Regions from separate parts of the Homo sapiens genome. Here region 1 is linked to region 2. A link is an interaction called in ENCODE POLR2A ChIA-PET data of the cell type or tissue named here. Cell type or tissue: endothelial cell of umbilical vein. All regions are shown on one strand. Each heading gives the region's core, and the rest is flanking DNA. Links, peaks and the distances in the headings are about the cores only.

Region 1 (5,379 bases), core at 106-5,105, 72 kb before region 2:
CTTATTTTGAAGTGTGTGTGTATGTGCTCAGCTGTGCCTTGATTTGTTTCAGAAATGCAGGGACTATGTCCTGCATGTATCATGGCAGACAGGCATGGCCTCTGTGAGCTGCAGTCCAGTCTGTACCCAAAAGAAGGAAATCAAGGGAGAAGAAGAATTGAAGTGGTGAGACAAGATAGAGAGCAGAGTAGAGTAAAGTGAAGGAATGAGGAGGAGATAAAAGAAGACAGAAATACAAGAACACATAAAGCTTCTTGGGGTTGAAATAAAAAAGAAGGACCAGAACATAAAAGGTTTAAAAAAAAAAAATGGTACATAAATGGAGGGAGTGGTTGATAGGTGAAGAGAGATTTGTGGAAAGCAGAAAACCACACCATGGATAGAATAAGCATCCACTCCACACTGGGACAGTCCCACTTCGGGACTGCATTTTAGGGAAATTATTAACTGCCCCTTCTTTCCCTCTTCAACGTGTCCCAGTTTGACGATAAATGGTATAGTCATCCTGTCTATAGACTACCCCTGGCCTAAGACAGAGAAGCCATGAGCAGGACCAAAGCTGGGAAATGGGCACCAAGAAGAGCTTTAGGAAAGGGACAAAAAAGGGACAAAAAGGCTAAAATAAAATACCTTAAAAATAGAACATGGAAAATGCAGACAAGACACAATGTATGGGCGCTTGAAACCAACTAGAGCAAAGACAGATAAAGTGAGGAGGACTGTTGAGAGAAAAAGTATAAAAATTTAAGGATAGATAGAGAGGAGAGAGAGGAAAATAAAGACAAGAGACAAATGATTCAGAGCGCAAATATGTGTAGGCTTCAAATATTTTTCCTTGTGTCTGGGGATTTGTGGTTGTGATCAGCATATATAAAAATGACGGAAAAGGGCCACCCTCTTTGGGCCCTGTGCAGGCATGCACAAGGTCCCTCTGTGGCTGCCTCCCTGGCCCGGCCAGCTGCCCTGAAGCTGCTCCCCTCTCAGCGCCTGCCTCCCTGGCTTGCAGGCTGCCCTGGCCAAGCCTTCCCACTGAGCCCCGTCCTTGGCTCCTAAAGGCCTCATACCAGATGGTCTGCCGCCGTGGTTTCATAGCTGTCCACAGATAGGCCACAGTATGTGAAGCTGTACTTCAGTGCGTCATTTCGAAAACCTCTTTTGACTTTTAATGGGATCAGAATTTCATATTGAGAAAGGCAGAAAGTAAATGTCAAAGGCAAATTCAAAAGGCCAAGGGATTTCTAGCAAAGCATTCCCTTAGACCCAGTGGAAAGATAGAATACCAGCAGCAGTAGGGTCTTTGGCACTTGAGCTTCAGAAAATGTGCCATATGGATTTCTACCACCATTGTGAGTTGGGACATACTATGGGTTGAATTGTATCTCCCCCGAGTATTCATATGTTGAAGCAGTCCTAACCCCTAAGACCTCAGAATGTGACCTTATTTGGAGATAGGGTCTTTACAGAGGTAATCAAGTTAAAATGAGGTCATTAAGTTGGCCCCTAATCCAATACAACTGGTGTCTTTATAAGAAGAGGAGGCTAGGCTCAGTGGCTCACTCCTGTAATCCCAGCACTTTGGGAGGCCAAGGCAGGCAGATCACCTGACAGCAGGAGTTCGAGACCAGCCTGCCCAACATGGCAAAACCTTGTCTCTACTAAAAATACAAAAAAATTAGCCTGGCATGGTGGCGAGCACCTGTAATCCCAGCTACTCGGGAGGCCAAGGCAGGAGAATTGCTTGAACCTGGGAGATGGAGGTTGCAGTGAGTCGAGATGGCACTACTGCTCTCCAGCCTGGGCAATAAGAGCGAAACTCCATCTCAAAAAAAAAAAAAAAAAAAAGAAGAGGAAATTTGGATGCAGATACACGTTCAGAAAGAATGCCTTGTGAACACAAAGATAACCATCTACAAGTGAAACAGAGAGGGCTGGAACAGAGACTTCCCTCACAGCCCTTGAAGGAACCAACCCTGCTGACACCTTGATCTTGGACTTCTAACCTCCATCCAGAAATAAATTTGTTTGTGCATTTTGTTGTGGCATCAGATATGGTTTGGCTGTGTCCCCACCCAAATCTCACCTTGAATTGTAATAATCCCATGTGTCAAGGGCAGGGCCAGGTGGAGATAACTGAATCACGGCGGCAGTTGCCCCCATACTATTCTCGTGGTAGTGAATAAGTCTCAGGAAATCTGATGGCTTTATAAATGGGAGTTCCCCTGCACAAGCTCTCTTGCCTGTCACCATGTAATTTGTGACTTTGCTCCTCATTCGCCTTCCGCCATGATTGTGAGGCCTCCCCAATCATGTGGAACTGTGAGTCCATTAAACCTCTTTCTTTATAAATTACCCAGTCTCGGGTATGCCTAATAAACTAGTACTCCAGATGCAATCTGGTCCAAGATGATAGTTAGGAGAAGATGACCAGACTATTTACAGGTTTTTTTGTTTTTTGTTTTTTGTTTTTCATTTCCCTGGGGACACTAAGTGATGCCTCTTCGGATTATCTGAAAATGTGGGCACTCTGTATGGCAAGATGGAACTGGCTGTCTTTAAGGAAATAGTTTCAACTGTTCATGCCTCTGTTTCTCCCTTCATAAAGTTGGTTACTGAGCCTGCATTCTAAAGTGCCTGTTGTGGCCGGGCATGGTCCCTGTAATCCCAGCACTTTGAGAGGCCAAAGTGGGCAGATCACTTGAGGTCAGGAGTTCGAGACCAGCCTGGCCAACATAGTGAAACCCCGTCTCTACTAAAAATACAAAAAATTAACTGGGCATGGTGGCGTGTGCCTATAATCCCAGCTACTCAGGAGGCTGAGGTGAAAGAATCGCTTGAACCCAGGAGGCAGAGGTTGCAGTGAGCCGAGATCGTGCCACTGCACTCCAGCCTGGGTGACAGAACAAAACTTCATCTCAAAAAACAAACAAACAAATAAAGTGCCCATTGTGTCTGAGTCTTAAGGCAAAGAGTGACCCCGTGAATATTCTTAGCTTTGGACAAGAAGGTCAAACTTAAATGTAAAGTCTTCTTAATAAGTAGTATTTCTGATTTTATTTCTTAATAAGTAGTATCTCACCTGGGAAGGTGAGTGGACACTAATTTCTTTTGTAAATCAATGGACAGAGAAATACAGTCCTTGACTTTCTACCTGACCCACACAGAAGCAGCTCTGTCTTGGCCTTTTGAATACCTTTTGGATATGTTGGCCTTTTGAATACCTGAACTGATCCTCTGCCTTTTCTTAAAATTTGACATAATCAAACACCAAAACAGCTTGAAGTATTTGTACGAGTAGTTGAATCCTTTAGTGCCTAATGTCAGGGAAAATCTCCCGTTGAGTCAGGGAGAAGGATGGAAACTGCTTGTTAAACTATCTCTGGTACCAGGAAAAGAAAACACAAAACTACTTCTCTGGCTTTCTTTCTTTCTTTTTTTAATTTAATTTAACTGCTCTAGGTCTAGATCCTCATCTTGTCTAACTCTAACTTGAGCAACCTCTCCAGTCAATAGTGAAAGCAATGGTGTTTAGCTCTGTTTCCTTATATGGCAGGGAATGACAATGTGCTTGTCTAGTTGAACTGCAGTATGGCTCCCTGACAAATTATAATGACTGGTTACGGAAACCTCCTGCTCTGGTTTCCATCGCTTTCTTGGGGGAAGACACAGAGCAGATAGCTGTAGAGAATTGGAGAGGGTTGGAGTTAGGGAGGAGCTTTGAACAGCTCTGGCATTTTCCAGCAGTGTGACTTTGGGCAAGTTATTTGATTTACTTTACTGCTCTGAGAGAGCAGTCCTCAACCAGAACAGTGCCTGTCACATAGCTAGTATGCCAGCAAGGTAGCTGAATGAGCTAGCTTATCTTCTCAACCATCCTTAACCTGTGAGGACTTCAGATAACTATCAATCCATTGCTCTTCAGTCTCTCTCCCAAGTTCAGTACTTTTTCTCCAGATAAATTCCAATTTCCTTCTCCCCTCCCTCCTCTTCCCCCTTTTCCCTTCCTCCCTCTCTGTCCTCTCCTTTCTCTCTCTCTCTCTCTCTCTCTCCTTATTTCTTTTTCTCTTTTCCTCTCCCTCCCTCTTTTCTTACTCCCTCTCATTCCAGGTCTAAAACACTGAAAACCTGCAAAACAACCCAATCTCAGGAATAATACAACTCTTTAGCTATACTAGATAAAATGATTTAAAATGTTAAAGGCAGCATAGATTTGTTGATAAGGGCAAGCAGGTAAACCTTCTGGTTGGAAAGGACAGTGGAAGTTGTCTGCTTCTGTAGAGCAGCGAGGTTCGTGCTTCAGAGACAGAAATATCTATTTAGAAAGTCTGTAAGCTGATCTGAAATAGGACTTCCTAGAACTTGTATCTATTGGTCCTAGTCTTACCTCCTGGAGACCCCAAATGTAGAAGCAGTGAGCCCTTTTTAATCTGTCTACAGGATGGCCTAGAGGAGGCAACAGGGGACAGTGTGTGGCTAAGCCCCACGCTAACAGGTAGCCTCCACAGGAAATCACAGCCAATAGCTGACCATTTGTAATTGAGTGTCTATCATGTACGTGCAAAGCAGTTTCAAGATATTACTTCTAGTAGTTGTGACAACTACAAAGTGGAGGAGAAATCATCCCCATTTTGTAAGTGAAAAAAGTGGTAAATTTGAGATTCAAACTCAAGTTCTCCTGACTCCAAAGTTTGTTCTCAAATAGATCTCAATTCTTTCTAGAGCCACATACAAAAGAGGAGTCTCAGTGACGTGGAGTAACTAGCAAGAGGCAGCATAGCACAGTGGTAAAGAAGGTGGGCAGTGCCTCCAGATTATCCCGGGTTTAGATCCTGACCCAGCTACTTACTAGCTGTGGGACCTTAGCTATATTACTTAATCTAATCGTAACTCAGTTTCTTCATCTGTAAAATTAGCTGTTATGAAGATAACTTATTTTATTTTTACCTAATAAAAATCTACATGCTACTTAGCATGTGCCAGGCACTGTTCTAAACACTGAACAATGATACAATTCATGAGGAATCAATGAGCTCCAACATGAACACTGGCTTCAGGTATTTTTAAAGTAGAAATTGTAGACTTTTTTTTTTTTTTTTTTTTACTTTTTGTTTTTTTCTGAGACAGGGTCTCACTGTGTCACCCAGGGTGGAGTGCAGTGGTACAATCTCAGCTCACTGCAGCTTCGACCTCCCAAGCTCATGTGATCCTCCCACCTCAGCCTCCCAAGTAGCTGGGACTACAGATGCACACCACCATGGCCGGCTAATTTTTGTATTTTTTGTAGAGGCAGTGTTTCACCATTTTGCTCAGGCTAGTCTCAAACTCCTGCCCTTAAGCAATCTGCCTGCCTTGGCCACCCAAAGTGCTGGGACTACAGGCACG
Region 2 (5,379 bases), core at 213-5,212:
CCACTGCACTCCAGCCTGGGCGACAGAGGAAGATTCCATCTCAGAAACAAACAAACAAACAAATAAATAAATAAATAAATAAATAAACAAAATCGAACTACTGCAGAATGCACAGCACAAAGTTGGAAAGATGAGAACACTAAAATCAAAAGATTAGAAGAAGAAGAAAAGAGAAAAGAGAATGGTGAAAGGGTAAGAGAGGAAAAAAGTGGCAAAGAGAAGAGAAACTTGGCCGGAGGAAAGGAACAATAGAAGAGAGGGAATCTGCTCCAAAGTCATCTTTGTGGCTATTGACTCCTGGTGAGCTTTAAATTTGAACACGACCTGTGAATAACCGGCAAGGTGTCTGTGCACAAATCATACAGTAAAGACTTCCACGTGTTAGGATCCAGCCATTCTAGGATATTCACTTAACTAGAATGTTTTAGCTGTGCTCTAGCTTTAAGAAAGAGAAAAACCATCAGAGGAAAAAGCTACAGTCAGGGAATGAAAAGAAAAACCCCACCATAGATCTTCAGGGTAGAGTCACACTTGCTTAGAGCCAAACGGAAACCCCATCACAAAGTATTGAGACTGCGTTCCATAAATTACACAGCACGAGCTACCCCACTACTATCAAGTCTTACCTATGTGATGAAAAATATTCTTCAAGTACTGACTCCAAATCTGATAGGATATTGTGGTTACCATATGTTGATCATTTACCAGTATTCCTACAGCAATAATGTTGCAAGGAATACCATCATCTCCATTGATGGAGATGGAGACACTACCGCCAAGAAGGGTGGAATAACTGGCCTGAGGTCACACAGCTAGTCACTGGGATTGGCTGTAGACCCCCTCGGTCTTTCCCCTAAACCACATCCACCCTTCACCCCCCCACCTCCCCTAAACACACACAGCCATGGGGTTGTATTTTTTGCTATAGTAGAACAGTAAACCCAGTAAACTGTTCTACTATAGCAGTAGAAACCAGCAGTAGAACAGTAGAAACTGTTCTACTATAGTAGAAACCCAGGAATTCTAAGTTTTTTAATCCACAAAGGCTGAAACAAAATCATGCCTTGTGCTCAATTCATAGAATTGCAGAATTCCAAGGCTGGCAGGACTCCAGGGTCATGAAGTACCCCATCCTTTTTTTTTTTTTTTTTGCAGATGACTTAAACCAGGCTCAGTGAGTTGAAAGGCCCAAAGTCACTGCAGTTAATCAGAAAATTAAATTAACTGAAAATCGCCGTTCTTGAAAATATCCTATTCCCAGGCATTTTCTTGCACCCCTAAGGGGAACATTCTTCTCTTCCAGAGGGCTGCTCCACTGCTCTTGCCACAACTGTGGGGGACACAGGGAGGCCACAGAGCCTCCTGTTCCAGCGGCCTATAGCGAATATCAGGAACAGCCCCAGGCTGTTGGGCTACAGGTAGGGAGAAGATTCAGAGGGTCTGTTAGGCAGACCACAGCTTTGCTAAGAAGTTACATGGCAAACACCAAATCACCAGTTCTCAACTCTTTGTTTGATGCTATTACTTTTATAATCTATGGTTCCCTTTAAATCTAGTGTAATATGACAAGCTTATAATTCAAAACACATTTGTACAAAATGTAAAATACACACTGTACAAGCCCATGAATATAAGACACAATGTTCCCTTCAGGCCTCCTACTGAAAGCAGACAACACTTCTTCAAATCATCTGACATTTCTTGTCTGCTAGCTTGAAGACCCTTCATTCCCCACTCTCTGTTGTTTTCCTATTGACCAACTGCTACATTTCATGTGGGTCCTCTTGCTCATGTATGAGTGCATGTTAAGCGTTTGTTTTCCTTTAGGACAGACATTCCCTGCTGTGTTTTTCCTGGATTTGGACTATTTTTACTATTTACTTTATGTTGCCATGGAGATGGGGAGATCACAGATGTTAAGCGTTGGAATCTGGGGCCACAGGAGACATTTATCATTGTACTTTGTATGAAGTAGGCTCTTGTTCCCCATTTCTGCAAAGCCTCATGTTTATTTTATAAAGAAGTTACTAATGAGGACTCAGGCCTAATAAATAATGGGAAACTCTGCTTCACCTCCATGGCACATGCTTATTACAACAGCGATCTTATTAGGAAGGAAGGTAGAGCTCCTGAACACACAGAGATTAGCAGCCGTCAGTTTTTTCCTCTGCAGGAAATAGAAGGATGCATCAGAACAAGGGGCCCATTCATCATTCTTTCCCAGCTCCTTGAAGAAGAGAAACTTTCCCAAATTATTTCAACTATGCTCTGCAAGGAAAAAAAAAAAAAAAAAAAAGAGGAGGGCTAACCAGAGTGCCACTGTCGTCACTAACAAATGTTTGCTGATTACTGGTGAACAAAGGGTGAGTCTGACTTCAGCAAAATACAGTGGGTGAAGTTTACAAAGGCTACATTCTAAAAAATACTAAACATAGGTGCTGAAAGCATACACGCTAACCAAAGCGGGGGTTAAGAAACCCAGCTTTTATTCTTTTGAAGGATCTGTGTAGCTCAAAGTACAACTGAGTTGAAACAGAGATACAAACAAGAAAACAAACACTCACTGCGGGCATCTTTGGCGATTGATGTGAACATTTCGGGGGCATCTTTGGTGATTGATGTGAACATTTCGGGATTTGAACATTTTGGCTTTTGAACAGGTAACTCTCAAAATTCATTCCCTTAAGACTCAACCAAGGTAACTTTTGGCTTCTGTCACCTTGTCCAAACCAGATTGGGGTCCTTAAAAGCTCTTTTTTGCACACACACAAGGCCGTTGACGTCCAAGCAAAACAAAATGGACAAACACATATCGGACAATGGCCATTGATGGGCCCAGCTACACTCTTCCTGTGCTTGGAGAAATCTCTCCTATCCCCCCTCGCAAACTACCGGTTTCTTTCCCTGGACGCTGTTCTCTGCCTGCTCTTTCTAGGAGACAATGATGACTGCCCCATTTCCCTGGACTCTAGCCCTTTGCCTGATTGGTACTTTATTTAGATTGGCTGTTTGGCTCTTCCTAGGCTTCACCCTGGGTGCTCTGCTACTTTTTACAGGTCTACACCAAGTTCCTCTGGCGAGCCTCATAACCCTGTTCTGCTCCCAACTCTTGTTGTAGGGACCCCAGCCCTCTATTTGCCCTGTAAAGTTATTTGGACATATTTTTTTATCCCTTTTTGTCTCTCCTCTTTCTATTTTTTTCTTCCTTATTTATTCTTCACTTCTCCCTTTCCTTCTTCTCTGAAGCTTAAATTTTCTCTTTAAACAATCATTTTTCCGTTCCCAGTGACCTTCATAATTTGGTCTGAAAGTTAATATTTCTGTAGCTAAAATGTTTTAAGAGGCAATAGTGGCAGAAAGAACATTGGACTAGCTTCAGACCTTAGTTCTAACATTTGTGAGCTGTAGGATATTGGGGAAAATAATGTCCTTATACCTCAGTTTCTTCATTTGCAAAATGGAGATAATACTCTATAGTGTACACAGTAGTCATGAGGCTAGCATGGGTGAGAACCACTGATAGGTTCCCAGTAAAAGGTAATTATTTCATTCAACTTGACTCAAAAATTTATTTGGCAAGTGTTATTCATCTAGGTATGACATCTAAGCAATAGTGACAATATTTTGGGGAAATAAAAACTCCAGAAACAGTTGTCAAGAACTGCTAAGGGTCTTAGATTTTACCCTTCTTGAAAACTAGCAACCAGTATAAGACATGAGACTTCTGGGTCAGAGACAAAGAATTTTATTATTCACAACAACAGCAGTAGCCAACGTCTTCTGATTGCAACAGAAATTTGTACAGTAATTTACTCTAATTTTAAAACAGCTGAGGCCAGGTTTTATGCATTTTTAATGCATAACAAGCCTTTTATAAATCATCTGTATTTTACTACTTGTCTCTGCTCCCATCTCAGATACATCATTATATGAAACATTTTTTTCCCATTAAATAAACACATGTATACAAATAAATATAAGTATGTAATTTATAGCAGTTGAGTTTAGTGATTAAAAACTCAGGTTCAGAAGTCAACCTGCCTCGGCTCAAATCCCAGCTTAACCACCACAGAGTGACCTTGGGCAAGCTATTTAACTTCTCTGTGCCTTTTTGTCATGTCTGTAAAATGGAGATAATAACAGTGTCTACTTCATAAGATTGATGAGTGGATAGAATGTTATAATCCATGTAAAGTGCTTATGACATCAAGCTTACAATAAATGGTAGCTATTATTAATAGTGTAAATTCACACAATCCTTTGGATTTCATCTTCTTTCCCAAGAGGAGGATTTAAAAAAATGTTTTCAATCTAGAACTTAGGGTTTCAGAATAAATCCACAGGCACTTATAAAAAAACTGCTCTCCCATTTTTCTTCTCTTACCATGAACCAACTTTAGATTGATTCTGTGTTTAAAAACAAAAGGGAAAAAGAAAAATAGGTACCAAATGAAAATTCTACCTTCTGGAAGCATTCACATAGTTAGTATTGTTTTTTTTCCATGACAAGAAGAATGTTCTTTTATCTAGAAACCATCTATATTGCTAGCATTTTCTCTTTGTTTTAGCTGTAGTCCAAGCAAGTTATTTACTAAGAAGCTAAAAATCGGAAATATATGTCTCCATATTTATGTTTTCTTAGTCATTTGTTTTTTAATTCTTGAAATCTCCAAAGGCAATTGGCACACACAAAAAAATCCTGGGGCTTAAGGAAAATGTTTACCAATCCATTAAACATATACAAGCCCTGGTTATAATAATTGTGCCTTCTTTCAAGTGGAGCTGGCAGGGCCTTCCCTATCATGGAGTCAAACTCCTCACTTTGACTTTATGGACCCGGAGCCTGAGCACAGGGAGGCGGGCGAATGCTCCAGTCTGAGCAGCCAAGTGCAGCTGGATTCCAGTGCTTTCTCTGCATCACACCATTCCTTCTGCCTGGCCACCTTCTATCCCCTTATTTTCCTTCATTCTCAGGATCAAAGCAGGTACATTTAGTTGGTATTGCATGAAATGCGATGTGTTGAATGAAACTGAAATGTGTTCCGATTTCATTCCTGGTGCTTTCTTGGCCATTGTAAGCAAGGTACCAAGGTCACTCTGCTTTTCCAATTGGGCTTTTTCAGCTTATTAAAACTACAGTGGTCCTTTGGGTGGTGACACCATTATGTATGGCACTGTTATGGCAGATACATGACATTATACATTTGTCAAAACACATAGACCTATGCAACACAGAATGAACCCTACCCTAAACCATGGATTTTAGTTCATAATAGCATTATTGGTTTTGATTAATCAGTTTTAACAAGTGTACCACACTAATGTCAGATGTTAACACTAGGGGAAACTGTGTGTGTTGAGGTGGGGGAAAGAGACGGA

What was found. ChIA-PET counts read pairs that join two places held together with the same protein. Peaks named below come from ENCODE experiments on the same cell type or tissue, not always from the same donor. Only the 100,000 strongest peaks of a DNase experiment are listed, where the experiment ranks them.
Region 1: POLR2A ChIA-PET joins it to region 2 with 8 read pairs; 5 of 35 experiments call an interaction of 5 or more read pairs at or near these places.

The regions. Positions count from the first base shown.
Region 1 is chr7:134,788,750-134,794,128 of GRCh38, reverse strand. The region is part of intron 1 of CALD1 (caldesmon 1); the gene reads right to left. The region is part of intron 1 of LOC124901750 (a long non-coding RNA gene); the gene reads left to right. Among named protein-coding and RNA genes, the nearest start is that of CALD1, 12 kb to the right of the region's middle. In endothelial cell of umbilical vein, for the core only: no CTCF peak of the experiment used is centred there; no DNase peak of the experiment used is centred there.
Region 2 is chr7:134,717,102-134,722,480 of GRCh38, reverse strand. The region is part of intron 1 of LOC124901750 (a long non-coding RNA gene); the gene reads left to right. It also overlaps a transcript of CALD1 not described here. Among named protein-coding and RNA genes, the nearest start is that of CALD1, 60 kb to the left of the region's middle. In endothelial cell of umbilical vein, for the core only: no CTCF peak of the experiment used is centred there; a DNase peak (open chromatin) is centred at 2,110; H3K27ac peaks cover 1,522 bases.